Regions from separate parts of the Mus musculus genome. Here regions 2 and 3 are each linked to region 1. A link is a loop called in an ENCODE intact Hi-C map of the cell type or tissue named here. Cell type or tissue: left cerebral cortex. All regions are shown on one strand. Each heading gives the region's core, and the rest is flanking DNA. Links, peaks and the distances in the headings are about the cores only. Region 1 has its middle 120 kb from the start of Pde7b. Region 2 overlaps Gm33510 (a long non-coding RNA gene). Region 3 has its middle 110 kb from the start of Gm33510.

What was found. A loop is a pair of places that touch in the nucleus more often than their neighbours do. Peaks named below come from ENCODE experiments on the same cell type or tissue, not always from the same donor. Only the 100,000 strongest peaks of a DNase experiment are listed, where the experiment ranks them.
Region 2: a loop joins it to region 1, with 5 times the contacts of the local background. A loop is called at or near these places in 2 of 42 quality-filtered maps.
Region 3: a loop joins it to region 1, with 4 times the contacts of the local background. A loop is called at or near these places in 6 of 42 quality-filtered maps.

What each region holds. Positions count from the first base shown.
Region 1 is chr10:20,669,110-20,677,109 of GRCm38, forward strand. It overlaps a transcript of Pde7b not described here. Among named protein-coding and RNA genes, the nearest start is that of Pde7b, 120 kb to the left of the region's middle. In left cerebral cortex, for the core only: a CTCF peak has its summit at 1,618 (motif pointing right); DNase peaks (open chromatin) are centred at 138, 608, 3,781, 4,113 and 2 more places; H3K27ac peaks cover 2,459 bases.
Region 2 is chr10:20,813,536-20,825,015 of GRCm38, forward strand. It overlaps Gm33510 (a long non-coding RNA gene), which reads right to left. Exons shown (of 3, transcript XR_380150.1): 2 at 10,412-10,540; 3 at 6,386-6,564. Among named protein-coding and RNA genes, the nearest start is that of Gm33510, 20 kb to the right of the region's middle. In left cerebral cortex, for the core only: no CTCF peak of the experiment used is centred there; DNase peaks (open chromatin) are centred at 5,250, 5,842 and 6,471; H3K27ac peaks cover 335 bases.
Region 3 is chr10:20,718,841-20,730,227 of GRCm38, forward strand. It overlaps a transcript of Pde7b not described here. Among named protein-coding and RNA genes, the nearest start is that of Gm33510, 110 kb to the right of the region's middle. In left cerebral cortex, for the core only: a CTCF peak has its summit at 6,186; DNase peaks (open chromatin) are centred at 4,315, 4,792, 5,837, 6,235 and 2 more places; H3K4me3 peaks cover 2,920 bases; H3K27ac peaks cover 3,093 bases.

The sequences.
Region 1 (8,000 bases), core at 1-8,000:
GTCATTTTCTCCTGAGTACTGATTTATTCAAGAAGTTCTATACAGTGACTGCTGTTTTGGTGCTGGGGATAGAGTTCTCAGACACCCCAGGCATGTGATCCACCTTCGCGCTGCACCCCACCTTTACAAGCTATCTATTGCAAGTTCCTCGCTGGGCTGGGCTTGGTACTGCCTGTGGCTTCTGGCTAACATAGTCTGTAAGTCTCCCATGGCCTGTTTTGCTAGGTGTCCCAGCTCATGTTATTCTGAACTGCAGACTTCCACGCAGCCAGGAAAGGACGCATATACCTTTGAAACAACAGCTTCCAACTAGGAAAACAGGGCTGAAGCGTTCTGAATGTATGAATATTATTATTTTTTATTTTTTTAACAATTGAAGAGGAGGATAAGTGGAGGGCCGCTCAAGCACAGGGCAGAAAAATTCTCACCCCTCTGCCTTTTCTAGAGCAAACCAGTAGAACGAGGCCTGCTAACGCCACTCCAAAAGTGACCTGCGTACATTCCAGCTGCTAGACACACAATCGATCCTTTCTGTTGGCGAAAAGGCCTGGGATTCATGCTGGCTTTTGCGTAGTGCGTTCAGCGTCATGTTGGCCCACTCCCTTGTGCCCTTGCACCCACACAGAGAAAGAAAGAGAAGCAGGCAAGACTAGTGGAGCTCAGATTGTACAAATGCATCCAGCCCCAGGCTTTGGAGCTGCCTTCCGGCTAGGATCAGGCCCAGATCTGTACATGTATAGTATTTTTACAGACTGTAAGAACACAACAATGAATAAATATAAATTTTTTGACAGAGAAGGAACGGTGTAATGATTAGAGTGGGAAGAAATCAATGGAATGTTTTTAAGTTTTTAGCTATAACTACGGGCAAAGGTTGTACAAGCGGATAAACTTCTCTTTTGTCATTTATTTTCTGTATAACTAATTATGTATCTTAAATATTCATCGTCCAAGCCCCAAATATATGTACATGTATAATCATGACTATCTATCACATACTCCTTAGAAAACTGGATCATTCTAAAGCATTGTATCTTATTTATTTATTTACTTATTTACCAAAAATCAAATCAAATCCAGGTATATTTACTAAGTGGAATATCTTCCTTGGAAGTAAAAATTCTCAACTATGTTAGAAGCACTTTGGTTAGTTTGAAATTTCATATTTTAATTTGCATTTTTGTCTTTGCTACATTAACATGCCAATGTAACTACATAATTGTCAGTTCTTAGTATAGAAAATAAAAACCTTAGGCCTCTTGTCCAAAAAATATCGCATTCATGATGGGGACGGCAGAGCGGGAAATGGTGCTTAACAATCTGGCATGGGAGCGTACCGCGCACGGGCGTGTTTGTGTGTGTGTGTGTGTGTGTGTGTGTGTGTGTGTGTGTGTGTGTGTGTCTGTGTCTGTGTCTGTCTCTGTGTGTGTGGTACCTGTGTATCACACAACTTATTTGCCCATGAACCAGTCCTAAATATGACTTCTAGAAATTCTAAATGTGTTCCCGCTCAGCTTTCCAAAGAACAAATGCTTTCTATGCACAGCAAATGTTTCTCACGGAGACTGTTTCCCTAAAGGTCCATGCAAGAAAGGGTTGTTTCCTGTAGATGGCGCTGTTCATGTGTACTTTGTGCTTTGGGGAGGCAGGGTCTTCTGGGCGGTCCTTCAGTGGTTGGGAATAAGTTTCTGAATGGGCGGTGGCAACCTAACCCTCCTTTTCTGCCTTGCTTCCAGCAGATGTGGTAAGCAGGTTCCTATGGCACGAGCGCTTCATTTGTTGCTTTCCCTATCCCCTCTGGAAGACTAAACTCAACGGATCTCCTGTACTGTGAACTGGAAACTAAAATCCCATGGGCCAACCTTTTCTCTATATAAACTGATTGTCTCTGGTGTTTTGTTATAGTGACAGAAAACAAGCAAAACTAACATACACAACGGGTAAATTATCCCTTTGTGGTTAACATGTAGCAGTGAGGTGTATATTTTTACTTATACAGAAGGCTAGGAACATGGTCTCTGACCTACATAGACTCTTTGGAGATCTCTGTATGTACTACAAAATACAAAGAAGTACAGAAATGCATTAACATTTTTGTTGACATCATGATAGAAAATAATACCATGCCCCTGTACACTTCTAGATGACTTTATATATAGTATTTGATAAAGTTTAATAGGACTAATGTGTTATTAGGAGATCTTGAGATGGTTTAGGATCTTTTACAAGGAAGTTGGTTAGGAATGTTATTTCAGTGGTTCTCAACCTGTGGGTCAAGACCCCTTTTGGGGTCGAGTAACCCTTTCACTGGGGTCGCATATCAGATATCCTGCATACCAGATATTTACATTGTAATTCATAACAGTAGAGAAATTAAGTTAAGTAGCAATGAAAATAAGTATATGGTTGGCAGGGGATCGCCACAACATGAGGAACTGTATTAAAGGGTCACAGCATTGGGACCCATTTCTTATCAGAGTGTCCGTTCACACAGGAAGAAAGTGAATCAAAGCTATTTATTGCTTATAAGAATGTCTAGATTTTCAGGAATGCAATTTTTGAGAGCAAGTCCATGAGTAATGTGAGGTCCATGCTGCAGAGATGGAATTTCTAGGCCACTGCCACCTTGACTTTACGTTATTTAATTCTGTGTTTGTCAGGAGGTGACATAAACAGATTCAGCCCCTGATGGACTCCGAGGGGGTGTCCTGGCAGCATCTGCTTTATTTCTGGGTGGATACATCCCCACGTTCTGACTTATCACAGGGCCGGCTGCTTGTTCTACTTGGCAATCATTGAATTTTTGACAAAGCAAATAGTCTGGCCTCAACAACCTCGAAAAAGTCCAGTTTAAACAGAGAATTCCTGCCCATACCATGTGGTATTTAAATATAAATAAGACATTTGGTGTGATATGAACAAACCCAGGAGCAGAACAATTTAATCCTGAGGACCTCTTATTTAGTTGCTAATATTTTTTTATAAAATATGTTTTATTGAAATACAAAAGGGAATCATAATAATTAATTTATAATTTGTTTTATGTTTTGCTTTGGGAAATTACAAGTTGTTTTCTGACGTACTTCTCATGTATCTTACCTTTTAATGTTTGTGTAATAATTCTCCTAAGAACACTTTTCAGTATACTCGTTTTTAATTTCCATGACCACTCAAGCCCAGCGATGCCATTAAACTCCATCCCCCAATTCTTCTAAGCATATCAGTCTTTATATACGAAATTCCCTTACAATCACTTTTAACAGGAACTCAGTATTTTGATTCTATTTTAATCAAAATAGATGCTGTCGTTTACAGCATTTCTAGATCAGTTTGGGTCGTGCAGACTACAGTGGAAATTCCAAAGACTCAAAATTCCTTTGGATTGACATCATCCCTAAAATATACTGAGAGATTCCTAAATATCAGAGGCATTTTTCCATGCCCCTGTCCTACAATGCTATATTGTGTTTCTTTGCATTATGTTCCTGGAGGAAGTGTGCTGCAGAGGAAAAATGCACTGAGCAGGAAACGCAGGCCGTAGAGTTGAAGCGTTCTGCGGTCGTGTGATCTTAGGCAAGTGACAACCACTTGTTTTTCTCAGTAACATCGCACTGATAGAGACTGCGCTCAGACAGCTCTTGCAAGGATGGAATGGGCAGGAGTCCTTTAACTCCATGTCTGTCAGGAGGAGCAGATGGAGCTGAACGCTGCTTTGTACATCAATGCTTCAGATTGCCAAGTAACAGCCCTTACTTAAAACTCACAGCAATCAGGCATCAATAAGCACATTTCTTTTAAAAGAAGATGCACAGAATTAGGTGTCTATGTGTTGGCTCGTGTGTGGGTTTGTGTCCGTGAGTGTAGGCGCCCATGGAAGTCAGAAGAAGGTGTCAGATCCCTTGGAGCTGGAGTTACAGGTAGTTGTGAGCTGTCTGATATGGGTACTGGAAATCAAAGTTGGGTCCTTTATAAGAGAGGTCCCTACTCCTGCTGAGTCAGCTTTCCAGCCCCAGCTAAACACTGTTTGGATACGAACAAGCCACCTTGGTAGAAATTGAAGCCAGGTTGAGGACCAAGTGCTGCTTGACCAGCTTTTGAGCAGTTTTATCTTCTGATTCTCACATTCCTAGTCAGCAGAGTTCTACCAACAGCGCCTCAGAGAGTTGCTATGTGGACTGAGCCGATGCATGCCTTTCCAATGTTGAGAGCCATGTGCCTAAGCTACTGTCCTTAGAGTCTTTATTTTGTTTGACTTTATCAGGAAAGAAGAGCTGGGAACCAAATATGAGTTACCTTTTCTTGTTAGAGAAGTCCTCTAAAATATATTCAACACATGCTGTGCCCAAGATACACAGATTACAGATGTGATAAAAAATTTAGGGTTCAAGTAACAGTTATATTATCTAGGTATCTGTCTGGATCCTAGAACTTAGGAGGCAGAGACAGAGGCAGGCAGATTTCTGTGAGTTCAAGGCCAGCCTGGTCTACAAAGTGCATCCAGAACAGGATATAGAATAGCCAGGGCTATTACACAGAGAAACCCTGTCTCAAAGAACCAAATCAAACAACAACAACAACAACAACAACAACAACAACAAACACCAACAATGTTACTTGAAGATTCCTTCAATCATCTCAAATGTTCTATTTTCATAGACCTGTCCCATTTCACTCGCCGTGTACGAAAGGGAGCTTGCCTTATTTTCCACACGAGGTCTGCTGACTCAGGGGACAAAAAAGAACAAATTGTGTAATTTGAGTTGAGAGCAATCATTTTTGCAGTTGTTCTTTTAAAAAAGAAAGAAAGGGAAAAAAATCCTCACATAGAGAGCCAAAACTTGCTTAGAGACCTGTGAGCTCTGCTGCCATTGACGTCACTTGGAAGTTGTGTGGGCAGAAATTGGCTGACTTCCTCCAGTGTGTCTTTTGAAAGCTGAACATACTGGAAAAAAGGCAGTCTTTTAATCTCAAACAACAGTGGGGAGAAAAGTCTCACAAACAGCTCTCCTGTTTATAGCCAAACACCTATCTGAGCACTGTGCTCCTGCGATGAATTTTCTCGGAGCTCAGCCAGGGAGGGATATTCTCCATGTCTGAAATGGTGAACATACAATGTGTAAGTGGAAATTCCTATTTGGATATGGAAACTGAAACTTAGAGGGTTCCAGAATCATTCGTAAGGCCACCAAAGGCCTGCAGCTGGAGTGAACCCCTCACATTCTGTTTTCTAGACCCTTGTAGAGTTCATGATGGGCAGTGGTATTCCTGTACACTTGTCTTCATTATACAGACTCTAGGAGCCAAAGTGCGTATTCATGAGAGCCAGTAGCTTGTCTACTGCACGTCACTAATAGTCGTGGAAACAAGCTAGGCAGAGTCTGTTGACATTGAAGAAAACCTGGAGACAGTTGGGGATCACAAAATGCTGCCCCTAGATAGTGCCATAGATTAAGGTACTTGTACCAGGAACTTCCTTAATTCTAAGTGTTTTGCTCTCCAAGGGCCCTGCTTGGGGGATAAGAAGAAGGCAGTGCCTCAACTGCACTTCACCATCTAGATTTATTCTTATAAAGATCTGGTCCCCACTCATTAACTCAATCATTGAAAAAGTCTATATTAAAAGTCTATTTTGGAGCCTGGGAGATGCTCAGTTGGTAAAGTGCTTACCTTGCAAGCTAGAGGGCCTGACTTCAATTTCTTGAACCCGTGTTTAAAAAGTGCACTCTTGGAATTCCAGTGCTCAGAGAAGCAGAGGTAGGCAGATCTCTGGAGCCTGCTGGCCAGCCAGCCAGCCTGGCTTGCCTCATTGGCTAGTTTCAGTCCAGCAAGAGACCCTGTCTCAAATATTATTTTAAAATTAAAAGGCAGATGGTCCCTGAGGAGCAGTCCATAAGGCTGTCCGATGATTTCTATGTTAACACACATGTGTGTGCAGGGATTCACATTCCAAGCAACAAGTAGTCATAGCCCACATAGACTTTGAATCAGGTTGTAAGCAATCAGCTACAGAGAGCGTTTTCAAATTCAAATTCTGAAGATCCATTTAATAAAGATGTATGACTGTTATTTCTCCTACCAAAAAAAATGAATCACATATCACATATTCTAGGTTGTCAACCCCAACGGCCTCTCATCTCACTACATAGGGAAGTGTATAGACATATTATTCACCTTGGTATTGATTCGTGCATATTCTTTAACCAGATGCATACAGTTGAAGCCATGGAGAAGCCATGTACTCAAAGGTTTTGCTTTTCTGCCTGGCTTCATTCTGCTGCTTCTTAAAGAGAAGCCATCATTGAAAAATGTCACCCCTCGGATGCCTGCCAGCTGAAAGAGTCTGGGAGTGGCTGCTACTTCAATTCCTCTCATAAATATCTGTGATGGCCAAATTCCTGGCACTCCTGTTGATAGGAGTCCAAGGCGTTTCTTTCCTGGCTCTGGCCATCAAAGCTGTACAATCTGTCATCATACGACCTCAGAAATAAAAGGCTGTTTAGAAAGGCAAGTGCCATTTAGACCTATGTGTCAAAGATTTAGCTATTGAGAAGAAAAGAGGTTTCATCAATCAAGCCTAACTATTAACATGGGTAGGGAGAAATTATAAGCCATCAGTCCTAAAATAACTAAGAATGTCTGAGGTCAGTCAATTGGAAATAGGGGGTATGGCAAGCTAGCCCATGTGCGAGGATTTAGAAAAGTATTGCAGAATAAGGGAGTCAATCTTGTGTGTGTGTGTGTGTGTGTGTGTGTGTGTGTGTGTGTGAGTGTGAGTGTGTGTGAAAATACTTCTATATATAGGCTGGGCATGGTGGTACATGACTTTCATTTCAGTACTTGTGAGACAGAGGCAGGCAGAGCTCTGTGAGTTTGAGGTCAGTCTGGTCTATATAGTGAGTTCTTGGCCAGCCAGCTATGTAGTGAGATCCTGTCTAAATGAAAATGCCCATATTTATTTTAACTAAACATGTTTATCAGACCCAAGAAATTAATTTTTAAGAATTAAAAAAGAGGAGTGTTTGTGCTAGCAAAATGTTCTGGTGTAGACTTTTTCATATTACAGATGAAGAAAATACACACACACATACATGTACACACATATACATACACACACACACACACCTATATACATACACACATATATATACATACACACCTATACACACACATATATACTTACACACCTATATACACACACATATATATACATACACACATATACATGTATACACACACATATACACATATACACACACATATATACATACATACATACATATATACCTATACACACACACACACATATATATATATATACACACAGACATATATGTACAATAAAAAGTAGAGGAAGGTAAAATACACACTAGACTTGAATCATAGAAGATATTTTGTGGATTGTGGTAAATATATACTAAAATACTTAACATATTTCTGAGACACATAGTAAACACCCAATAAACAGTGGTGTAGATTAATTTTGAGCACTTTATATCTGAAGCTTGACCTGGTCAGACAAGACAGGTGTTCAGTAATTATTAACAGCTGTGCGTGTGAGTCCCAAGGCTCCAGGCCTAACAAAATGCTTAGGTCAGTGGTTCTCAACCCTCCCAAGGCTTGAAAACAGTTCCTCATGTTATGATAACCCCCAACCATAAAATTATTTTGTTGCTACTTCATGACCGTAGTTTTGCTGCTATTATGAATAGTAATGTAAATATCTGATATGAAGGATATCTGATGTGACCTCCAAAGGATTTGGGAACCACAGGTTGAGAACTGCTAGCTTAAGGGGATACAGGCTAGACTAATTCTAGTGACCAATGACTTAGACTTTCTCTTTAGTGTCCAAGGGGGACCTTTTCTCTTCTGTCAGAAACTCAATGACTAAGCCAATCAATAGCTTTCAAATAGTTTTATGTGAATTGAGACTTGTGTATGCTAGCTCAACTCACCCTCCCACTCACACCTCCATAGCATTCTGAATTCGCCTACAAAAC
Region 2 (11,480 bases), core at 1,587-9,586, 150 kb after region 1:
GCATCGTTCTTGCTGGTCGAGTCCGGCGCGCGCAAGAACTCTCCATAGCAACAGAACAGGACTATATAAGAGGCTAGGTCAGCTCCAGGAAGAACAATGACTAAGATTGGGGAGAAAGGACTAAGCTGAGAATGGGGAAATGTAAACTTAGGTCTTATACAGGGAGAGGGCTGGAGAGGAAGCCAGGTGGTGAGCCACACAGATCAGTTGAAACATTAAAATTAATTGTCTTGGCCATGAGTAAAAATTATGAATGTAATGCATGCCTCTAAGAACTTGGAAAATATAAAAGGATAACATTTCGAACTTTTATACTAAAAATGATGTCACAAAATCCTTGTAAGCATTTTGCCATTTATCATTTTGATATTTTTCTAGTTAATCTTATTTTCCTCTAAAATAATGTATTGCTCAGAAATTAGCTTTGAGTCCAGTTTTTGATATTATAGTTATTTCCCCATATAATTAAATAATTATTTTCTTCTTATTAGTAGTTGCATCAAAAATTTCTAAACATGGTTTACATTTCTGAACCCTTCCTTTCACACTTTTGCACATTCATAAAATTCTATATTTTGTGAGTAATATTGCACACACCTCTAAGATAGCCTTAGGAAATATTCACAAAAATGGAAACTGATGTGCCAAAAACTATTTGCATGTGTAGGACTTTGACAAATATTGCCAAATTCTCCCCCATAAATTATTGTCAGTAATGTTTAACACTTTTTTTCTCTTTATCCCTACCAAGATTAGAAAACTTTTATTCTTTATAATTTCATCCAGATAAAAAAGGTACAATTTACTATTGATATACATATACATATGTGTGTGTACGTGTGTGTGTGTGAGAGAGAGAGACAGAGAGAGAGAGGGAGAGAGAGAGAGAGAGAGAAAGAGAGAGAGAGAGAGGTAGTAGTGACTAGAAGAATCAATGAGTATTGACAAGAGAACAGAGAATAGCAGCAAATCAAGGCTAATGTCAATGTTCCACGACACACACAGAGAGAATATGGTCCTTAGTATCAGGCAGAGTGTCAACAAAATAGAAACAGAAAGGATCCCAACATAGAAGACTGGAGTACAGTAAAATGCTGCTCTGGCTGAAGTATAGGAGAAAAGGGAAAACCAAAGTACTATGGGACTGTTGTGTCCCATAAAAGTGGCAGGATGCAAATCTGAACAACACACAACAGACACTTGACTCTTGTGTGTTTAAGAATGTGGAAGCTATGATTAGAATCCTTCATTTTTTCCAAAAAGCTTTTGTTTGCTTCCTGCCTTATGTTAAGTACCCGTGTCCCTGATGGAAACACAGAAATCTCTAGCATTCTCCTCTCTATGTGATAAAAAGTATATTCATGAGCTCAGCATTAAGGAGGCCTTGTTAATTAGGATATAAAAGTCAAAACCTAGACTTGGCTGTGAGAAGAAAGGGGGACAGGAAGAGAGCAAGGGAATGGGCATGGAAAGGACATGAAGTTTGGGAAGAGAATGGGGCAGAATCCAGGAGGAACTGGCAGGGGTAAATATGATAAAATACACTGCATGCATGTATGAAATTTTCAAAGCATGAATAAAATATATTGAAAATGGATGGAGATCTGAGACTACACCAGTGAACGACTACCCTCAGGCCAGGATATCAGTAATCCTGTGGTCTGATTATCCAAAGAAAAACTCAAGGGGTACATAGAACCACCCGTTAAAGATGGCCACCAGGGGCAGGGAAGGAACCTGAGAAAGTCCAGTGGACAGCCAAGAAGTGCTGCTCTCAGCCTGCAGCAGAGACGTTTCCTATTGTAGTCGGCTGCTCTCAATGAAGAGATTCATAATGATCACAGAGCTCAGAACAAATGACTGTTCAGTGCTCAGCCCTAAATAAGACATCTACATCACTCCTTCTAGGGCTCAGGGGAACACCTTGGAGGAAGGAACAGAAAGAATGTAAGAGCCAAAGGCTAGGAAGAAGTACTGTGAAAGGCTGTTTTCTGAATACGATGTGGGCGTTGCACAGACCTGCCCAAGACTGAGCCCACCAGCATTCCATTATGTACTGGAGGGGCGGCCCCCCACTTTGCCTTCCCCCACCAAAGGAGCTAATGATTGCTGGGGCAAGTGGCCACTGCTAAGTTTCCCCTACTTAACTGGTCCTCTCACAGTAATGCAAACAACTGTATTAAACGCACTAGGCCAACACACACACACACACACACACACACACACACACACACACAAGAACAGGGGAGAACTTATTGCAAGAAGGAATTTGGAGAGAGGGTTCAAAGGAAAAATGATGCAGAGAGTACTCTGATCAAAGTGTGCAATGTATGAAGTTGTGAGTAAAGAGATCTAAATGTCAATGTTCAATCTAATCAAGGCTCTATTCCCATGTCCCAGCACCCAGGAAAGACAGAAGAGAAGCATGGTAGAAGATTCAGGGCTGAGTGGACCCAGAGGCAGAATGGAGAAAATGTTATGTGACTGAGCACTTGTTTCATAAAACAACAAAACGAAGCAAATGCCCACAAGGGAAGGAAAAACCAGATATTCCTGCAAATCACAAGAGAAGCAGTAGCACACATGCATAACCCTATTACCTCAGCAGGCTAAGGCCGAAGGACCATGAGTTAAAGACCAGCTTGGAATCCACAGAAGAAACATGTCGCAGACTTAGATCCCACCTTGCTTCCCTGTTGCTGTGATAAAGCACTAACCAACATGACCAAGATAGAGGAGAAAGGTTTGTTTTAGTTTATATTTTCATGATATGGTCTATCACTGTGGGAGTCCAAGGCAGGAGCTCAAGGTAGGACCCTGGAGGTGGGAACTGAAGCAAAGGCCACCAGAGGAATGCCTTACTGGCTTGCTCCCCATGGTTTGCTCAACTTGTTTCTTTATACAACCTGCTCAAAACAAACAAACAAACAAACAAACAAACAAACAATCACCACTGGCAGTGGGCAGGGCCTCCACTTCAATTGTAAACAAGGAAATGCTCCCTTGGGCATGCTTACTGGCCAATCTTATAAATGCAATTCTTCAATAGAGGTCTTCCAACGTGACTGTAGTTTGTGTCGAGCTGACAAAAACTAACCAGAAAAATTAACAAATAGTTTTTCAAATAATAGTTGTTCAAAGAATCAGGTATAGGGCCTCATGATGCTTGCAGGTCTACTACTGTGTGTCACACATACTTCATAGAGCCTATGGCATTCCTCTCCACTACTTCAAAATCTTTGATCTGAGATGTCCTTCATCTTCAATGCCAACTCACGATCATAGGTTGTGATCATAACATACTTTGTCATTGTGTGTGGGTGGGGGGATGCACAAATCTGTCACAGATATCAGGAATGTTGTTGAATCTATGTATAATGTGGGTATTCTATTAAGTAATATCAAAACGTAAATTCAAAGTGCTAGGAAAGAAACTGTACCACAGTCTGAGGTTTTTCTCTGTGATGAAATAAATGGCAATTTAATTTTAAAAATATATAACTTTGCTTTCATTAAAATGTGTGGAAATGGCACTATACACTCAAGGGTGCACAGTTAATTAAATAAATTTGTAATATATAAAAACAAATGAAATGACTTATAGAATATATAAAATTCTCATAAATTACTGAGAACAAAGCAATTAAAATGAGACTGACAGTCAATTTACATGAATGAAAAAACTCATAAATATTTTAAAAATTCTGTCATGCTGCTATTGCTAGGCTAAAAGTTATACATCAATCAAAACAGCAAGATACTACTTTTAACTCAACAATTTACTCAAAAATTTAAAAATTAATTAAAAAGATATAACATAAACTTTGAGACTAGGTCTTATGAAAGTTGGTATTAATTGTCAACTTGACAGTCTAGAATCCTCTAGAACACTGGCTTCTGGGCATGCTTATGCGTTAGTGACTTGATTGTGCATATAGTGGAAAGATCTGTCCACTGTGGGCGGCACAATTCCCTATGTGGGATCATGAACTGTGTAAGTAGAAAAAGAGACAGTGTGAACTCATCTCCCTCTGCTTTCTGACTGAGAGTTGTAATGTGACCAGCTGCCTCTTCAATCTCTCCTGCCTCTAGGATTTCCCCACCATGATGGTGCTAGTGTGTGAGCCAAAGCATACTTTTCTTTCAAGTTGATTTTGTCATGGTCTTTTTTCACAGCAACAGGGAGCTTACTAAGACAGGTCTCTAGTTCCAAAGTCCTTATTCTTCAGTATGTGTTTGTCTCATGGAATAAGCATTGTAGATAATAAGGTCACTGGTCTGAAAAGGGTGGTTTCTCATCTATCAGCGTTATAATTTCCTGGAACTTGTCAAAAATATAAATTCGCAGGCTCTGCTTCAGACAGTCTCACTGGGAGATTTGGAGGGTCGGGCTCACAACCTATGTTTTCACAAGTGATTCTGATTCATGCCCTAGTTTGAGATTTGCCAGAGTAGAAGACTAGATGTCTGTTAAAGACCTGAAACAATAGAAACAACAAATTAATGATTAAAGTGAAGAGAATGAGTCAGGCAGGAAGAGAATTTGTTGGGAGGAATAAAGAAAATGTTAGATTTCTTTAGAAGATTGTAACTGTGGTGGCTAACCACATATGGAAAATCAGAGCTTTTTAAAAAATAATTGGGTAAGGTTAGGGGGCTGAAAGACAAACTAAGAGAGATGATCAAGTCACTGTGTTGGCAAGTAGACGGGAGCATGGGTGTGCTTCATTCCTGAAGCCATGGAGCAATACTGGGTGTTCCCTAAATATTAGCATATGGTGACAAGGAAAGACACATACTCTCTTGTAAGGTGGAGCTCACGTGGCGAAGTCTAGAATATTCCGTGGCATTAATGAGGAGTGTGAGGAGGTTATCTGCACTGTTCATGAGACTACCTGAAGGGTTTGGAAAAGTTCTGTAGTGTTTATTGTTTATTCTTTACCAATTTTACATTTGTTAAGCATCGGTGTTAGGGAGCAGATTTAATACATAATACAAAATACTAAAGCAAGCACATGCCTCCTCTCCCATGCATTGTATCTAACACATGTGTCTTGGATTTTCAATAGATTCATGGTAAGAGAATTTTTCTTTGAAGTTATAAAGTTGAGCCATTTATAGTCCTAAGTCATATCCTACTTTCAACAAACCTTCATGCTTACGCCATCAGCTCTGTGGTTTCTGCCTTTCTATTCCTGTGTAAATGACATCATCAGCATATTGTGCTCAGGATCCTTATTATAGACCTGGAGGAGGTTAACGTTGCTCTTATTCTTCCTACTCCTTAGAAAGACGTCACTAAGAACACTGTTTCTATTCTTAAGCATTATAAGATTTATGGTGAAAATGTGTATATGGAATTAGATCCTGTCAATCCCTGAGAAGAAACGAAAGCAGGGCCATCCCCTCAGGTGAGTGAATGAGCGACTAGAGCAAACCCACCAGCTGTCACAGATCCAGGCAAAACTTTTCAAAATCTAAGCTGGCTGCTGTGGACTGTAAAGATCTTTTTCAAAGTGAGAAGCACTTCTTGTCATCCTCCCCCAAAGACTATGGAGGCAAGCTGCCACAGCTCACCCTGAACCAGCCAGGGTGTGTGAAGACCAAGATCAACCCTGGAATTAAAAAGCAAATAAATAAAATGCTTTATAGGGTCAAGCTCAGAAGGATGTACTGTTCTCTGGAGAAAAATGAGGTTACAGGCTGGTATTTCAAATGAGCCACAAATTCTGTATCTGTCCCAAATGGGGGATAATATTTTATTGAATAATAAATTTAAAATGAATCCACTTCTTTCTACTTATGACTTAGGAAGTACTCACGATGTCGCCTCTGTAGCCAGAGTGTAATTCTCCCACTGACGAATGAAAGAAGCCAGTGTGTCTGTGGGTAAGAGCATCCAAGTAGGAAGATGAAGATGAAGCGAAATAAAGTTTCATGAGAGTTAATTTTTGAATAAAAACCAAACCAATGTCCTCCAGGGTTTCAAATATGTGGATGCTGTTGGTGTTGCAGACCTGGTGAACAGAGATGCACAGGGCAGCACTGAGTACCCCTCTATCTTTACTCACAGGAGGAAACTATGAATACATTTATAATGGTCAGTTTAGGATTTTATTGCTTTTGGCAAAAGTCCACTTGAAAGCAAACAAAATAAAGAGCCAACGTTATACAATTATACAAATAAGGATTCAAAGGGAGTAAAGTTGAATTCTTCCTCAACAGGCAATATTTTCGATCTATTTCAAAATAAGAATTTGTAATGGAAACAAGTAAGAAAGGTATTTAGCTTAGACATGGAAGGTGAATATTATTTTTGAGTTAGGACACATTTGTCAGTAAGATATTCTATTAAAGCAGCAAGTTTCTTTCTTCCATGAATATTTTTATTTTATTTCAAATGTACACAGAGACAAAAATTCGAGATAGCCAGGCAGAAGTCCAAGGAATTTTTAACCTGAATGTGGGAGTGTACACATTGAGTTGTTTTGATTCAGGGGAGAAGCAGGTTTCTAGATGAGATTTTTCTGTTGGAAGATGTATGGAAAGGTGCAGATCTTCTTCCTAAACAAATGAAAGCAAACTGTAGTGAGTTCTTTGGGGGTGCCTTATCTGCATGCAGTCCGTCATCCTCATACCTAGCACCATACATACGGTGTAGCTGCGGGCTAATGGTGGGATGGGCGTGGTTCCTTGAAGTCGAAGGGCCATTGGCCAGCATCTAGCCAGTCTCTCTCAGGACACTTTCAGATTGGTTCGTTTCCGTCTTTTATTTCTTGTGGCGTCTATTTGAAAGACATGACTTTCTAGGAAATTTTGCCCTCAACTAAAAATATAAATATGATTCTAGACAGTCATTTTTACTATTACCTTACTAAAGGGTAAGTTTGGGTTGCATTACATGCTAAAAGGGAAAATAAATATTTATATCGCACTCATAATGTTATTTATTTTTGCCCTTTTTCTTTTCTTTTCTTCTTTTGTTCACCTGACAGCTTCGCCCATTGTATCTTATGCTCTATAAAATCAGTGTGGTCTTCCTTTCTCTTCCTTTGTCACACACTAAATTGTTTTTCTTTTGGAAGACTTTCATCTTCCCACAGTTGCTTGCTTACTTCCTGTTTTTTTAAGAAAACCTTTATTCATATGTTTGTCTCCTTATATTTACGTCTTTCTCTTGCCTCACCTGAGACATTATCGCAATGCTTTGTGTTGATATGCTTAAAACTCAAGTTATGAAAGCATGCTAAGTATTTCTCAAGCTCCATTATCACGGCTTAACTCAATAATTACAGATTTTAAAGTTTTAATGCTCAAATGACTGGATTTACTTTCTTATTATTGATTACCAATTTGATTTAATCACATAATCAAGTCGACATGCTTTCATGTTTATTTCGATGTTTCATAATGTTAATGATGACACTTTCCACGTTTTTAATGTGTGATTGAGAATTTAGGAATTCCTCTGTTTTGGGGTTCTTCCGGAGCAAGCTTAGTAAGTATGCTCTCCAGGTTGCTTAGCATTAAAGAGAACTAAGACTTCCCACTCTGGCATTGGCCTTAGGAATTATCCTTGGATTTGTGTCAGGAACTGTCTGGAGAGTTTGGGGAATGTTATTAGATGCATGGTAGTCTGAAATGGTCATGTATCTCTTAGGGTTACCTGTATCTCTTAGGTCAGGGGTTCTCAGCCTTCCTAATGTTACGACCCTTTAATATAGTTCCTCAGAGTGTGGTAATCCCCAACCATAAATTTATTTTGTTGCAATTTCATAACTGTAATTTGGCTACTGTTGTGAATTGTAATGTAAACCATCTGATAAGTAGGATATCTGATATGTGAACCCCCAAAGGGTCATGACCCACAGACTGAGACCCACTATCCTAGGTTGTACTGGTCATTGTTAGGTAGTGGTCATCTTTGAAACACTAATGCTTTAAGAGCTTGATTGAATTTTCATGTAGCTCTACTAGCCACATGATGTACTATTATTTTCCAAGGTTGTTTTCTAATCTTCTAACTTTTCTATGCTCTTTGACTTTAAGTCTATCCATTGTTTTTTGATTCTATTTGACAGTCTCCATCCCTTAACTTACAAGTTTAATGTATTTATAGCATATTATTATTGTTAATATATAGAATCATTTCTACCACCTTGTATAATTTTTGGTCTTATTTTTGCTGTTGCTTGTTATCTTCATCTTCCTGTTTCTTAAAGTGCTTAACATTTTGATTTTGTGTTTTAGTTTTTTTTTTCTTTAGTATTTTGGGAGCCCTGCATCTGCCCCTTCAGTTGTTGCCCATGTGTTTTCACATGTGTGCTATTTAAGAAGGGGAAATAACTCAGTGTATCTCCTTTCCTTCCAAAATAATCAGGATTTAGAGCTCTGTGTCTTCCTCTTTCTACATTCTTGGTGTCTGCACTGCCGTTTTATTGCTGCTGTAACAAATTATAACAAACGAGTCAGCTTAGCCAACTAAAGTTTTCTGTCTACATAGAATTCACTGCAGTAAAATCAAGGTATAATAAAAAGGTGGATTTCTTCCATAGGCTTTGAGTAGACTCCTCATTTGCCTTTTCAGCTTCCAGAGACCATCCGCATTCCGTTGACCTCTATCTTCATAGCCAGGAGGACAATAAACCCTTCTCATAATGCGCTTGCTCAGGCTGACTTTATGTTGCCCAAGCTGAGACTGAATTCACCAATGCAAACAAGATTCCTGCCTCAGGCTCCTGGGTAGCAGAGAAAGTATGCACCACCATGCAAGCATATATTTAAATTTACATTATATTTTATTAACTCTTTCTCTTCTTCTGTATAACATCTCTTCATTCTGCCCAGTAAGACATTCAGTTCAATAATTTTTAAAATCCATATAAGTTCTAGTGGATATGTATACTATTTACCTCATATGTGTTGGCATACATTCAAAGTATAAGTATGCACACATAGACATATCTTCTTATATTTCCTTGAGGATGAGAATAAATCCCTATATCATTAACTTAAATATTTTGAACATTTATATTTTGGATGTAATAAGTGCAGTATCTGGTCTTTATATCCAACTTTGCTTCATTGAACAAATCTCTCTGTGAAAACATGGTTTTGTATTGCCAGGACATAGCTTTCTGGAAATTATCTCCATGAGTCTAGCAAGGCCCAAGCAAGATGCATGCCACTAAGAATGAGTTAGATTTATTTCTAGTTCTACTAAACATCTAAGACATTTCTTGGCACTCCCAACTCAGCACCACATCAGGTCGTCTTGAGTTTCCAAACTGTCCTACAAAGATGGGCCTGTAGTTATAAAGCTTTAGAGAAGAGTTTTTCCTTGGACCACACATGAAATAAATGTTTCTTGCTTTTCTTTGTTAGTTGTTGTTGTTATTGTTGTTGCTCTCCTCCTCCTCCTTTTTCTCCTTCTCCTTCTCCTTCTCCTTCTCCTTCTCCTTCTCCTTCTCCTTCTCCTTCCTCTACCCCTCTTCTCCCTCCTCCTCCTTCTTCTTTGTTCATGTTCTTGGCAATCTACCATTGCCCTGGCTGATAATACAATGTCTGGAGAGGTCTAGCTTTATCCAGGGACACACTTTCCAACTCCTCACAGGCCCAGTACTTTCACTCTTGTCATGTGTGCACACACAGAATGCAGACCACCTTTCTGGTTTCTAGATCCTCCTTTTATTTCCTACTTTCTCACAGTGATGATATACTAAAAATGATTATTGCCATATTGTGTCCAGCTGTAAAATGTTAAAATTTTCTTGTGGAAAAATTTTAGACTATCTTATCTTTCCTGTTGCAGGAAATCAGTGCACAGTAAGATAAGATATTTATCTTCTTTGGCCACCCATTAAATGACTTAGTAATACTGTCAGAGCATCTATCTTCTTCTGCCTCATACTGTAATATGGCCATATATCCTCACATCCCTATGTGATAATTAAGGAAGAAAATGAAAACAGTGGTTGTGCTAATTTCAGAAGTGATTACACAAACATTTGCATATGTTGCTAAGAAATTTCACATTTTATTATTCCACACTTTATTAATCTCTACTTTTGCTTTGTAATGATAACTCAGATCTTTCAAGAAGAAATGCGGCCATGGATTATATCAGGCCACAGAAGAAGGCTGGGAAGAAGGAGTATTCTGTTCTTCAATATATTGAAGCTATAAATAACAAAAGAATTTGGTTAACAAGAATGACGTTCCACTGCTAGACCGGACATTGACAAGAAGGTAAGAAAAGGAATCAGTACTGCCTATATCCTACAGAGAAGCTTCAGTCTGAATACTAGCTTTATTCATCTCTGTCACAGAACTGTTACCAGTTCCACAGATAGTTGATCATATTTGTCTATTAGATGTAGTTACATTACATATATAATGAACAAATACATACATATATGTGATCTGTATGATGATGCATGCTCCACCATAGCTCATGCCCAGAAGAACATCCTTTTCAATCATAGGGCATATCCTCCAACGTGACTTACACGACACTTGTCAGAATTCTTTTTTTTAACTTCTGAAACAGAAAGCGAGCAGGTATTTACTGAATAGTAAGAGCCCCTCAAAGGATGAGGGAGTTACTGTAAATACTCAACATATACGTGGTTACTCTGGTGACTTCAGAAGAGCAGAGAGAACAAGTACAAACTACTGTTCTCCCCGGCTGCCATGTAACACCTCCCTCAAAATGTCTTCTTTCTTCCATCTCATATTTTCTTCATTTTATTCCTATAATTGAAAGATGCAAATATCAAAGAATATGCCAGCTAAGGGATAATGAGTCAATCAGATATAAAATTCCTGCGTAAGATCATCTCACAACTCCAAAGTCTCATCATTAACTAGAAAAAGGAAAGATGTATAGGCACCATTCTAAAGATTTATTCGAGAAATAAAGTGAAATAATAAATGAACTAATTTTATTGAATATGCCCAAACCAGACTTAATGCATATAGTCATGGTACCATTAGAAGACTTGGACTCCGAGAGAATCCCAGATACTGAAATTAGGATAAGTTTGCCCTTAACTAATAGTAAGACTCCAGGCGAGCTAAAAACTTGTTCTGTTGTTAAATAGGAATAATTGCCACTGGAAGTGTGAGAACATGAATAAAGTGCTCCTTCGTGTCTGGTTCATATTACAGACTTAAACAGTGACTTCAATGATTAGTTTTCGTGCTAGCCAACCTACTAAATTTTACAAATAGCTTGAGGGTCAGAATTATTTTAGTTTTAGTTAGGGTTTTACGGCTGTGAACAGACACCATGACCAAGGCAAGGACAACATTTAATTGGAGCTGGCTTACAAGTTCAGAGGTTCAGTCCATTACCATCTAAATGGCAGCAGGGTAGCATCTAGGCAAGCATGGTGCAGGAGGAGCTGAAAGCTCTACATCTTCATCTAAAGATGAAGCAGAATGCTGGCTTCCAGGCAGCTAGAACGAGGGTCTTAAAG
Region 3 (11,387 bases), core at 1-8,000, 50 kb after region 1:
AGTAGCAACAAATGTAGTTGCTTTTCTGTTTTATTTATCTGAAAAATCCCTACAGATCTTTTGTGTGTAGGTCTACTTCATTCTCTTAAATAACAATGGTATTTAATTACCTTGATATAAAATAATAATTCATTTACTGCTGGGTTCAGTTAGTTTCTGATTTTTATATGAAAATGAAAAAATAATTGTATTTTTTTTACTAAGATTTATAGAGCTGAAAGGTATGAGAACTATTGATCAATATTATCTGTAGAAACCAAGATTTGACCAGCTAAAGCTTATAATCACCTCCCGTATCTATACCTGGGTCCATAGAAACACGTTCCTCATCCCTAACCAGCCATGGCCAGAGGGACGATCCAGAGTCCCAACTCTTAGGTGCCCCTTAAATGGGCCCAGCAGTTACTAGAAAGGAGAAAATTACAGCAAACATTAATCTGAATTTTATGTACTGAAAACCATCAAAGCCTTTGTGTGACTCTTCCTTTTGTTCATCTTCCCCTTACAGATGACAGCGAGAGGGGAGGGGAGGGGGAGAGGGAAGGACAGAGGGGAAAGGAGGGGAGGAGAGGGGAAACAATGTGAAGAGGAAGGGGAGGAGCACAGGGAGGGAGGGAAGAGGCCTCTTGCACTCCACAAAAGGACTGGGTTCTCGGCTTCAGTTATCATTCTCACACTCTGTACTGCTCACAAAGCTCAATGTTGTCCAGATAGTGTTGTTCATAGGATTTAGGTTTTTTGTTTCTTTGTTTTTTTGGTTTTTGGTTTTTGGTTTTTGTTGTTGTTGTTTTTAACATATTGAGATATTTACAGAATATTATTAAGAATTACCTGTGCTTAATAGACTTCTGTGTGCTGGCAAGCTGTTTCTAGGTTTATCTGAAATAACAAATCTGTTCATCCTCCATGCTTCAGCTGTTAATTGTAAACCTTTACTTGGCAGAGACGCCAGCTGTCCTGGCCACACAGGATGGAGCAGTGTCTGGTTTAAGATCATTGAACTACATTGAAGTCAACCAGTAGGATGAGGCAGCATGCCTGCACCAGGGCTCATGCCTCGCAGTAGACACTGAATGTTTTCAGTTGTTCTCTAAAGAAATCAGAACTGGAGTGTGAGCAATGCCGAGGAAATTAATGAAGAAACTGAAGAACGACTGGCGTTTATGAGAAAGATGCCTGTCCCATCTGCCCCAAACACAAACCACGCCCCTTTGCTGTCTCAGGAAATGCTCCAGCAGAGGGATACCACTTCACAGGAGATAAATATGGCGAAGAGAGAAAACTTTCCCAGGGGAGCCACAGTCTTTCTGGGTGAAATTCTCCAAACCCATGGCTTGTGATTGCTTTGGCTTTTCCTGGTAATGTGATTATCTTAGAGGAAGAATTATATAAACTTAAATAAGGATCTGGTGCTAAGGCATAAAGAGGGGTGGCAAGGAGAGGGGACAGGAGAGGTGGGAATGGCTCAGTATGAGCCTTGTCAGCATAAATAGCAGAATGGAGCACAAAGGCACCAACGAGCGTTAACGACAAGGAAACCAAGGTCTCTAGGACTTAAAAAGTTTACCCCCACACTCTCACACAAGTGACCCAGGAAGTCACTGGAGACACTGTTAGAAGCTCCCAGATGCTAAGGGCATCCCATAGCATAGACAGCACATTACATCATGGTTGCCAACCCTCCCCATTCCTGTCAAGTGGCTGCTGGGATCTGGGCCTGCTTTTAACTTCTCCAAAGGTTTCTTCCTGTACCTCAAGGAACGGTGAAGAAAACCCCATGCTTGAGTTTTAGTCTCCATCTTAGGCTGGCGAATAAAGCAAGTCAATTTATGGCAAAGCCCAGGCACGCCTCAATGTGCTAGTTTTTTTTAAGATCACCACCACGAAAGAATAACGATCTCTTCACCTGACCATGTTAGGAGACAATATGGACACACACTCACTTCTTGCAGTCTAACTTGCATTCAGCTGCCTCTTCTGCATAGTTTTTCTTTTTACACCTCCCTTCCAAACTTTGTGTGTGCCTGTGTAAGTGTGACTATGGTATACTGTGTGCAGATGTGGGTGTGTGCGTGTGCCTATTGTATACTGTGTGCAGATGTGGGTGTGTGCGTGTGCCTAAGGTATACTGTGTGCAGATGTGGGTGTGTGCGTGTGCCTATTGTATACTGTGTGCAGATGTGGGTGTGTGCGTGTGCCTAAGGTATACTCTGTGCAGATGTGGGTGTGTGGGTGTGCCTATGGTATACTGTGTGTAGATGTGGGTGTGCCTAAGGTATACTCTGTGCAGATGTGGGTGTGTGGGTGTATGTGCTTATGCACGACCAGAGTTTGAAGTCTAGTGTTTTTCCCTAAGACTCTGTTTTTGTTTATTTCTTTCTGTGTTATGGTTTTTGTTTGTTTTTTGTTTTGTTTTTTAATGAGACAGAGTCCTTTTATGAAGCCTGAGCTCACCTTTTGGGCTACGCTGGCCAGCTGCTGAGCTCCCATCATCCTCCTGTTTCTGTCCCTCGGGTGCTGTGGTTATAGACACATGTTGTCATGCTCATCTCTGACGTGTGTGTGGAGGATCTGAACTCGGAACCTCATGCTTGCTCAACAAGTACTTTATCCACTGGGCCATCTTTCCAACCCCAACCTGTCTTTGTGTTTTCTTCAGGTTTGTTTGACACGCTGGAAGCATGAACAGCAGCAGTGGATCATTTGTGATATTTTTTTTTGAATAAAAGTTTATCACTTTTCACATTTACAAATAACAGCAAGCCTCTGGCTGAAAGTAAAAACACTATAAAAATGTTTGTCCTAAAGGAATGTTAGAAATAATCTAATGCAACAGTTTGTAGTACAGATGAAAACACTAGAGTCAAGGGTGACTGAGTGGCTTGGTGTCGACCAGCTGGATGCTGCCTAAATGAGGGTGTGAGTCCTGGACCAGAGGGTCCTATCCGCTACTCTCTTCTGTTCACTCTCTTAATTAAAAGCTAACCTGTTCAAATGGTTAAATAATCCTTGGGGTGGGAATTTAAATGCTTTGACTTAACATTAGAACACTGACACATTTTCTTCTTGCTAAATTTCTAAACATGCCTGGTATATAGACATTAGTCACTTTGGGTCCCTACAGTTTCTTTTCTTTCTTCTCCTCACATCTCAATATCAAGCACTTTCAAGTCTACTAAGGAACCGAGTAGGCACCATGTCATGAGTGAAGGTGCTGAGCGTCCAGGACACTCCTGTGGGAGAAAGCTGTGCTCCTGGAGTGCAAATGTTAAGGAAATGAGGGCGCTACCATCACGGAGCAATTATGGGAATGGCTTCACTACAGTGTGAGGGACCAGGTAAATCTTCAAATGCCAACATTTTGTTTTCTCAGGGAGCTGTACCTGCTAAGAAACACTTCTACCTGACTCAAGACCCCACTGATCTATGTGAACTGCAGCATGGTGAATTCTTGGGACGGTTCATGTAGTTGGAGTGCTCCTTCCTACGTTGTATGGAACCTCTGGATTGTGAGATAAACTACATCAAACAGCTCTTAACTAGATGTTCACAAATCCTCTCTGATGCTTAAATGTGACAGTTGTCTTTAATGTAATGAAGGACTTGTAGACGTGAGCTGGATTGGCTTCTTGCCTAATAAATTCCTTCTAACACTATGCCACGTGAGTCAACAAGCTGCTTCCCTTGTTGGCAAACAGCAAATTAGACCCTGGAAGAATGGTTACTGGACAGAGGTGTTTCCAGGTGATACATTCCCACTTGGATGCAGCTTGACCAGTTTAGTTTTGCGTGTTACACCCTTCTTTTGGCTGAGAACAACACCATCTGACATCGGGATGCCCTCGTCTTGATCATTGACAGCTTCTAGATTACATTTTCATCTGGAATTTAACACCAAAAATCATTTCTCAAAACAGTTAAAAATTCCAGGTTTAAAGTTATTTTAGGTCACTTACAAGGTATGCTTGGCAAATTCTCGGCAAACATTTTAGCTAGGGTTTTTGTTCAGTTTCAACAATGGGTGGCTTTGTGCCAAACACAGTGGACAGTGTTAAAAAGGTGTCCTGGTGCCATTGTTTTCTTTAAACTGATGCCTGTCTCTGACACATCTTGGATTTTTCCATCCTTGTCCTAAGTAGCTTCATTCAAAAAATAGTTTCTCCAAACCATTTTGCTGTAACACTCTTCCCTGACGTTGGCACATGCTCAGATGAGTGGAGCCTCTGAAATCAGACAGCTCAGAGTCAGGTAGAAAGCCTTGTCAGGAGAATCTGGATTTGGGAGTTGTTGCTAGTTAACTTTGAGCTCCTACTGGCAATAAAAAGGGACTTCATTTTACTGGAGCAAATGTCACTCAAGACAGCTCCACTGGCACCTCTTTGTTACCCCAGCCAGTAATAAAAGATAAAGCAGAGGAAATGGAGGAGCTGCAGTCGTGCATTCATGACACACAAAGTCCTTGTTCCCCAGCAGGCGCTGCGGAAAAGCAATTGTCCATTCACAGCACACCCTCTGCAACTCCCAGCTAATATTTTCGCTGTTCTTAGCTAGGTACACTAGGCAGTTAACTGTTAACCCTTGAGAATGCAGCGTTTATGCCTGTGTTCTCAGGGCTACTGATACTGACCCAGTTTCACAGATTTCTAGTTCTCAGTGTTGAGAATAGAAACTTTAAGGAGAACAAGTTAGAAACTGTGGAGCAGGGGGGAATGGTTTCGAATAATTCTGTCTCATCTGTTATTGCATAACTCTCAGATAAGGAAGCCTATGGTAACTGTGTGCTATTTGAATTGCTTTTATAAAAATTGACTGTCAGACAGGGAAGGTTCCCAGCAAGGTCCCCTTAGACACAGAATAATGCGTGGCTGAAACCCTTAGCTCTGTGTTCAGCTGTGCCTTCTGCAGCAGCTAGTGAGCTAGGCAGTTTACTGTGCATGGGTATATGTGCCTGCCTTGTTTCCTCTCTTGCAATGCTCTCTGGCCAGAGCACACGAAGAGCTGAATTTTTGGATGATTAATTAGTCCCCAGACTCCATCACTTAAGTCCCTAATTAAATATCTGACTCTGCTTTCAAACCCTTCAGGAAAAGATAATTACTTAATCTTGCAGTGATGATAAACTTTTCTTTTCCTTTGTAAACAGTAAGACTTACATCATTGCCCACATAACTCAAATCTACATCTCTCCTGTTAACTTTGAGATTGAAAATAGACTTTTTATAAAATGCAGCAAGATAATAAAGCAGATTTTTCTCACCCCCCCCCCCCAGCCCTCTACCCATCGCCTCTGTTCTCTCTCACTGCCAGCTGTTCCCTTGTGTTGTCAGCTCTACTTTCCTCATTTTGAGGTCTGCTCCCGACCAACCAACAAACCCAAGAGAAAGCAAATCAACAAATCAACCTGATTTTCTCCTCCAGTGGTTCACAACCCTTCACCAACATTTTCCTGCCCCGTCCTACCAGAACTGAAAAATGACCCAATTCTAAAATTTATAATGGAGAAGAAATACTGCACTCATTTAAAGACGTGGGGGGTGGGGTGGGGTGGAGGGTTTCTACGAGGGCTCAAAGTTCAGAGAATGCCCACTCTCCTGCTAAACCCTGTTGCCCTCGAAGAGTTAATTCAGGGCACAACGCTTAGTCAGTTTGCTTAGAAAAAGGAAGGAAATTCAAAAGCTGGTTGCTGTAGGAACAATCACAGACAAAAATACATATATATACGTATATATAGGTCCGGGTCCATTTTCAATAAAAACAAAAACCCTGGCGCCTGTCTCCCTGCGACTCGGAACTCTCAAGTAAAATGAACTTGCCGCTTAAATTTGTTGTACATACCTCAACCATTAAACAAGACATTTAACCATAGTGGCAGTTCTGTGACCTTTGAATGCTGTGAAATCTCTGAGCGGTGCGGCTTGTTCATGAAGATTTGTGCTGCAGAATCCAGCAACCTCATCCAGGATTAGCAGTATAATTATGCAAGTTTTATAGAAAGAAAAAGAAAATATTAAAAAAAAAAAAAAAAGGAAAGAAAGAAAGAAACGCCAAAGGACTCAGAGAGCTCGAGAAAGAAGGAAGGGAGAGAGAGGCTCTCTGGGCGAGGACACCACTTTTCTCCCAGCCGAGCGAGCGAGCAAGCAAGCGAGCGCTGGGACAGAGCCGAGCCTGCTGCAGTGCCCAGAGCTAGCGACTGGCTGGGTGAGCAGGCAGCCGGCCTGGGAGGCTGGCTGAGCCTGTCAGTTGCCACAGGCAGGGAAAACCGGAGACCAATCGGCTTCTGCGCCAGCAGCTTACTGGAGTGGAGCCTTTTCTGTTTATGTTTCCTCATTTCGAGAGTGACGTCAAAGGGTTTAGTTTTTCCTCAGCATGTGCTATTAATTTTAAAGTACTGTACTATGGGAAGAGTGTGTGTGCGCGCCTGTGATTAGCTGAGGTGCCCCACTCTCGGGAGAACCCAGGAAACATTTTACTACAATCCGAAGCAATGGTTTAAGAGTTTTCATTCTGTCGAGTTAGGTGTTTGAAAATGATAAAAAAAACAAACAAACAAACAAACACAAAAACAAGACAAGACAGGCTGAGCCAAGCGATGGTAGCAAGCTTCCCATGTTGCTGTGTGTGAGTTGATGTGCACGTGCCACGTGACAGCTTGTTGCTTATTTCTGACTTACTGATTTTTATCTTTAACTAGAAAACTAATTGTTAACATATCCCTAGAGCAACCTATACAGAACTGTGCAAATGGGCTGGAGCACCTTAGGAGGTGCAGGGAAAAAGGAAATCCACGTGGCTCTGGCTTCTCCCTCCTTCCCTCAGCTTCTCAGGATTATTAAAACAGGGCGATCCCTGCTCACTCCCCACAAAAGTCACTTAAGAGGCAAGACACAGTGCATCCATGCAGGCTTGCCTGAGCTAACTGCTTCCTCTCCCAGAGTGTACTGAGGTACAGCTATTTAGGGACGGTCCCTCTGCCAGGGGCCCCAGCTAATCCCTGTATTTTCCTTCCCACTCTTGAAAATCTCTGCAGTTCCCATCTGTTGTTTCTGCTTCCCCCGAGTCCGCCCCACTCCATTCCCACCCCTGATTCTATAAGGAAAACCTATTTTTCTTTTCCTCCTCTCTCTTTTAGGTTTCCTGTCCTGTCCTGTTAATCCCACAGCAATGACAGACCTATAACAGGAGTATGTGACTCAGATTATGCAATCAAATGTCTCCTTAGATAGGGTAAAGAAAATGTTTGAGAGAGACACAACATTGGAAAGTCCCAAGTCTCTCTCTCTCTCTCTCTCTCTCTCTCTGTATATATATATATATAAATGAGAAACTAGTTATTTATTTACACCCGTGATCTTAGGAAACCCTGGGAATTAAAGACTCTAATCCTAGCAATGAGGACGCAATAGTAAATAGAGTATTTTTCTTACACAGACTTTACATTTTGAGGGTGAAGAGATGTGATTAAAAATAAATTAAAATCCTGTATGATAGAACACATTTGTCATCCTAGGACTTGGGAGGCTGAGGCAGGATCAAGCTCACCCTGGGCTACTAAGTGAGATTTTAAATTTAAAAACAAACAAACAAAACCAACCTAAAGATAAGTAAACACGTGATGTCAGGTTGTAAGAAAGGCTTTAGAATAAAGTGCGGCAGAAGCTAGAGCAGCGTGTGTGATTGTCCGTGGAGTTCACACTTTGCTATTTTGGCTGTGATGGTCGGAGAAGCTCTCTGATAAAGAGACTTGGAGTAGAAATCTGAATGTGGGCAAGAAGCCGGTCACGTGTGCATTTCGGGTCCATGCCTCCATACTGAAAGACTAGGAAAGGGAGATGGGTGATTTATGAGAGTGAACAGAGAGACTGAGGGAATGGCTTCGTGGAGGAATGCCAAGGACCTGAATAGGAAGAGTAGAACTTGTTTCCAGGAAGGGCGGTCCTCTCAGATGGTTTCAATAGCAGACAGACTTCTGTGGATCGTGAGCAAAAGCGTAGGGTCCCACTGCACTGCCGAGAGATCATCTTAGCCTGAACGTGGGTACGTGGGTAAGAGCCGTGCGCATGCGCAGGTAAAATATCCAGGTTCTAGGACTGCCGTGCATACCCCCCCCTCTCTCTCTCTCTCTCTCTCTCTGTAGCTTGAAGACCTAAGATACAGAAAGGGAATCATGACAGCTCCCAGGTGGTTGGCTTAAACAGAGTCACCATTCACTAATACAGGAAAGACTGCATGAGGAGTCTTGTCTTCATGAAACTTGGATTCTTGTGAAGAAAATAAGTCCTCTTAATGAGTATGAGGTTGTATAAGACATGGGATGGTAATATATTGTCAAAAAACATAAGGAGACAGTAAGTTAGATAAAGGTTTGTGCTCTATCAAGTATCTTAGCAAGAACTCAGTGTGAGGGAATATTAGAGTTCAGACTCAAGGTTGACAAAGGAACAAAAGTCAGATGGCATTCAGACAAGAGGATGACACAAACACAAAGGCTTTGAGGAGTGGAATGGATGGTGAGTTACAGATGATGGCAATGGATCTAGCAGATCTTGGAGGGCTTTCTAAGTTGCTGTAAGAATTAAATAAATTACATTTATTGTAATTGACTTGGGTCTTTAAATGAGATATGGTTTAATTTTAGCATGGTCGTTCCAGCAGCTATGTTAAGGTCAATATGGAAGAAAGGAGTCTAACAAAGAAACTGTTGTAATACACAAGTCAAAGATCGTGGTGATAATGCACCAGGATGCTTTGGTGGGATTGATTAGAAGTGTTGCCTTAGGGTTAGATTGTGATCTTAGAGACAATAAGTTGGTAAGACAACCCATTGGGAAATGTATTGGTTTAGACATATAAGGAGTTTACCAAGAGGAAGTAATGGTTTCTCAAAATTTTTCAATCAAGTGGAAAAACAGAGCTAATATTGATTAAGAGTGGGGGGTACAGATTTTCAGGTGAGGATAAGGATTTAATATGATATCTTTCCCTGTGAGATATCTGCATGGAAGTATCAGATAGGCAGTTGACTAGATAAGCCTGGCGTTGAGAGTGCACCGTGGGCTATGTGGGTTTGTACACCATTGTTTAATCCATCAAACCATGGCAGTTGATGAGAGTGCAGATGGAATGATTTCATAGCACAAAGATGTGGGCAGTCTGTTGTTAAGTCATCAGAAAGAAAACAAAAACAAAAACAAAAACAAAAACAAACAAACGGCAAAAAAGAATGAGAAGAAGCTAGCAGGAGATCCCAGAAAAGCTGGAAGAGGGTGGTGTCTTGGAAGCCTAATGGAGTATTTCAATGATCATCTTTGTGAAGTAAAAGCTGGATAAAAATGGAGAATTAGCCCTGGAAATGAGATTCATTTATATTTTTGACAAAAGTGAATCTGGTATCCTAGGAAAGATGGAGAATGAAGATAGAGAAGCTTTTATGAAGTCCACCAAAGCTGAGTGAGCTTTAAGAGTGGGGCCCAAAGCTGAGAAATCTGTGGGTACCTTTAAGAGGATGGAGGTCCCTCTGTCTTGACCTTCTCTGTCATGAGGGTAGAATGGGGGCTGCTGTCTGCCAGTTTGGGAGTTTCTTCCAGACACTAACTCCATTGGCCCCTTCCACTGAGTTCCAGTCTGCAGAGCTGTGAGGTTATTGGCTTATGTTGTGTAAATCAGAGAGTACATGGTACCTTCCTACGGCACCCCAGGCAAGATCATGTAGTCAGTTACGGTGGTCAGTCAGTTCTCTATTTTTGTCTTAGGTCGTCAATGCTGGCTATCTACATTGTCTGTCACATTTTAATTGGAAAAGCTTAATGATTTCAACATACCTGATCATGGTTCCTAAACTTGGCCATCCATTCTCTTCTCCCTGACACTTATAACTGAGAGAAATGTGAGGGTCCATATAACAGTATATCTGCATCAATACTAATGACGATGTTGGTTTCTATCTGACTCCCAACACCACAGTAATGTAAAGGTTAAGGTCACTGGAATTAAACTATGACAGGATTGTTCTGCAGGCACCACTATTTAACACACACTTTAGAATATTTTTGGAGTACAGCATTTGAAATGACCACATCTTTTGCAATTTATCATTTGTAAAAATAATCTAAAGGGAGTGACCTTATTTTTAGCCTTTTCATTTCCTTTCTTAATCCCTTTCTTAAATAGCCCATAGCCCGTGACTCAGAGAAATGACCACTCTCACTTTCCTTCCGTTATAATTCAGCTGTGTATTTTCTCCATTGAAATATTTAAAAACACAATTCTCCTCCTGCTGTACTCTAAGATGATGAATTTCTCAGATCGTTTACAGATGTGAAATGCATTCATGAAACTTTTTTTTTTTTGGATGTATTTGTAGAAGGATCCAGTAGTATATACCCAGCACGCCTTTGGGAGTACAGACAGAGGGAATTTGATCTCTGTCTGGGAAGGTCCTCTCCTTGGCACCAGGTTTAACAGACATGTCTTGATGATAGCAGTAAGAGGCCACAAGTTCCCTGAAAGGAAAAAACAACAACAACAGAAATTCAGGGAAAAGAAAGAGTATGCCCCCATGGGAAGAACTGTGCAACCTGTGAGGGTCCCTTTGTCCTTAAGCAGGAAGACACAGATTATGTTCAGAGACTGGCTGGTAGGTTCAGAATGATAGAAATATAAGATGTAGGAAAGGAAAAATGTGCTATGCCTCCACATGGCAGTCCAGTGAAATGATAAAAGATAAAAATGGAGTTTGACTGTTAACCACCAGGAACCATGATTATTGAAGGTTTCCAAGAAGGGCTTTGAAATTGCTGTGTTCTTATTAGCAATATAATCTTGGGGTGAATGAAGACTTGCAATTTTGTTACCAAGTAGTGGACAATGCCATGGGGAAAATCCTGGGACCACGGCTCAGTGACAAGAAACCAGCACCAGACTCTTGTCTTAAGAGTGGTGTCTTTTTCAGTAGAGTCACATCTGATGTAAAGTCGGAAGGAACCACAAGCAGATGTAAAGAAGAGAGCATGCTTGAGGTGAGCAGAAGATGCTTCAGTAGAAGCAAAGGGTGCTAGAGATGCAGAAACAATCCTTGCTGAGATGCCAGTCCTTACAAAGATGCTGGCACTTAGGTGACGATGAATCTTGCTTCTTCTAGAGGCAAACACAACATCATTTGGATAGAAGGGTAGAAAATGGAGATAGGAATGGATAATAACAGTGAAGTAGGAACAGGTGTGGGTTCTAGTCCAAAGGCTGGTGTCATTATAAGGTAAGGTAAGGACATAGACACCCTGAAGGATAAGAACACAGACACACATAGTAGGATAAGGACACAGATGCACATAGTAGGATAAGGACACAGAAGCACATAGTAGGATAAGGACACAGATGCACATAGTAGGATA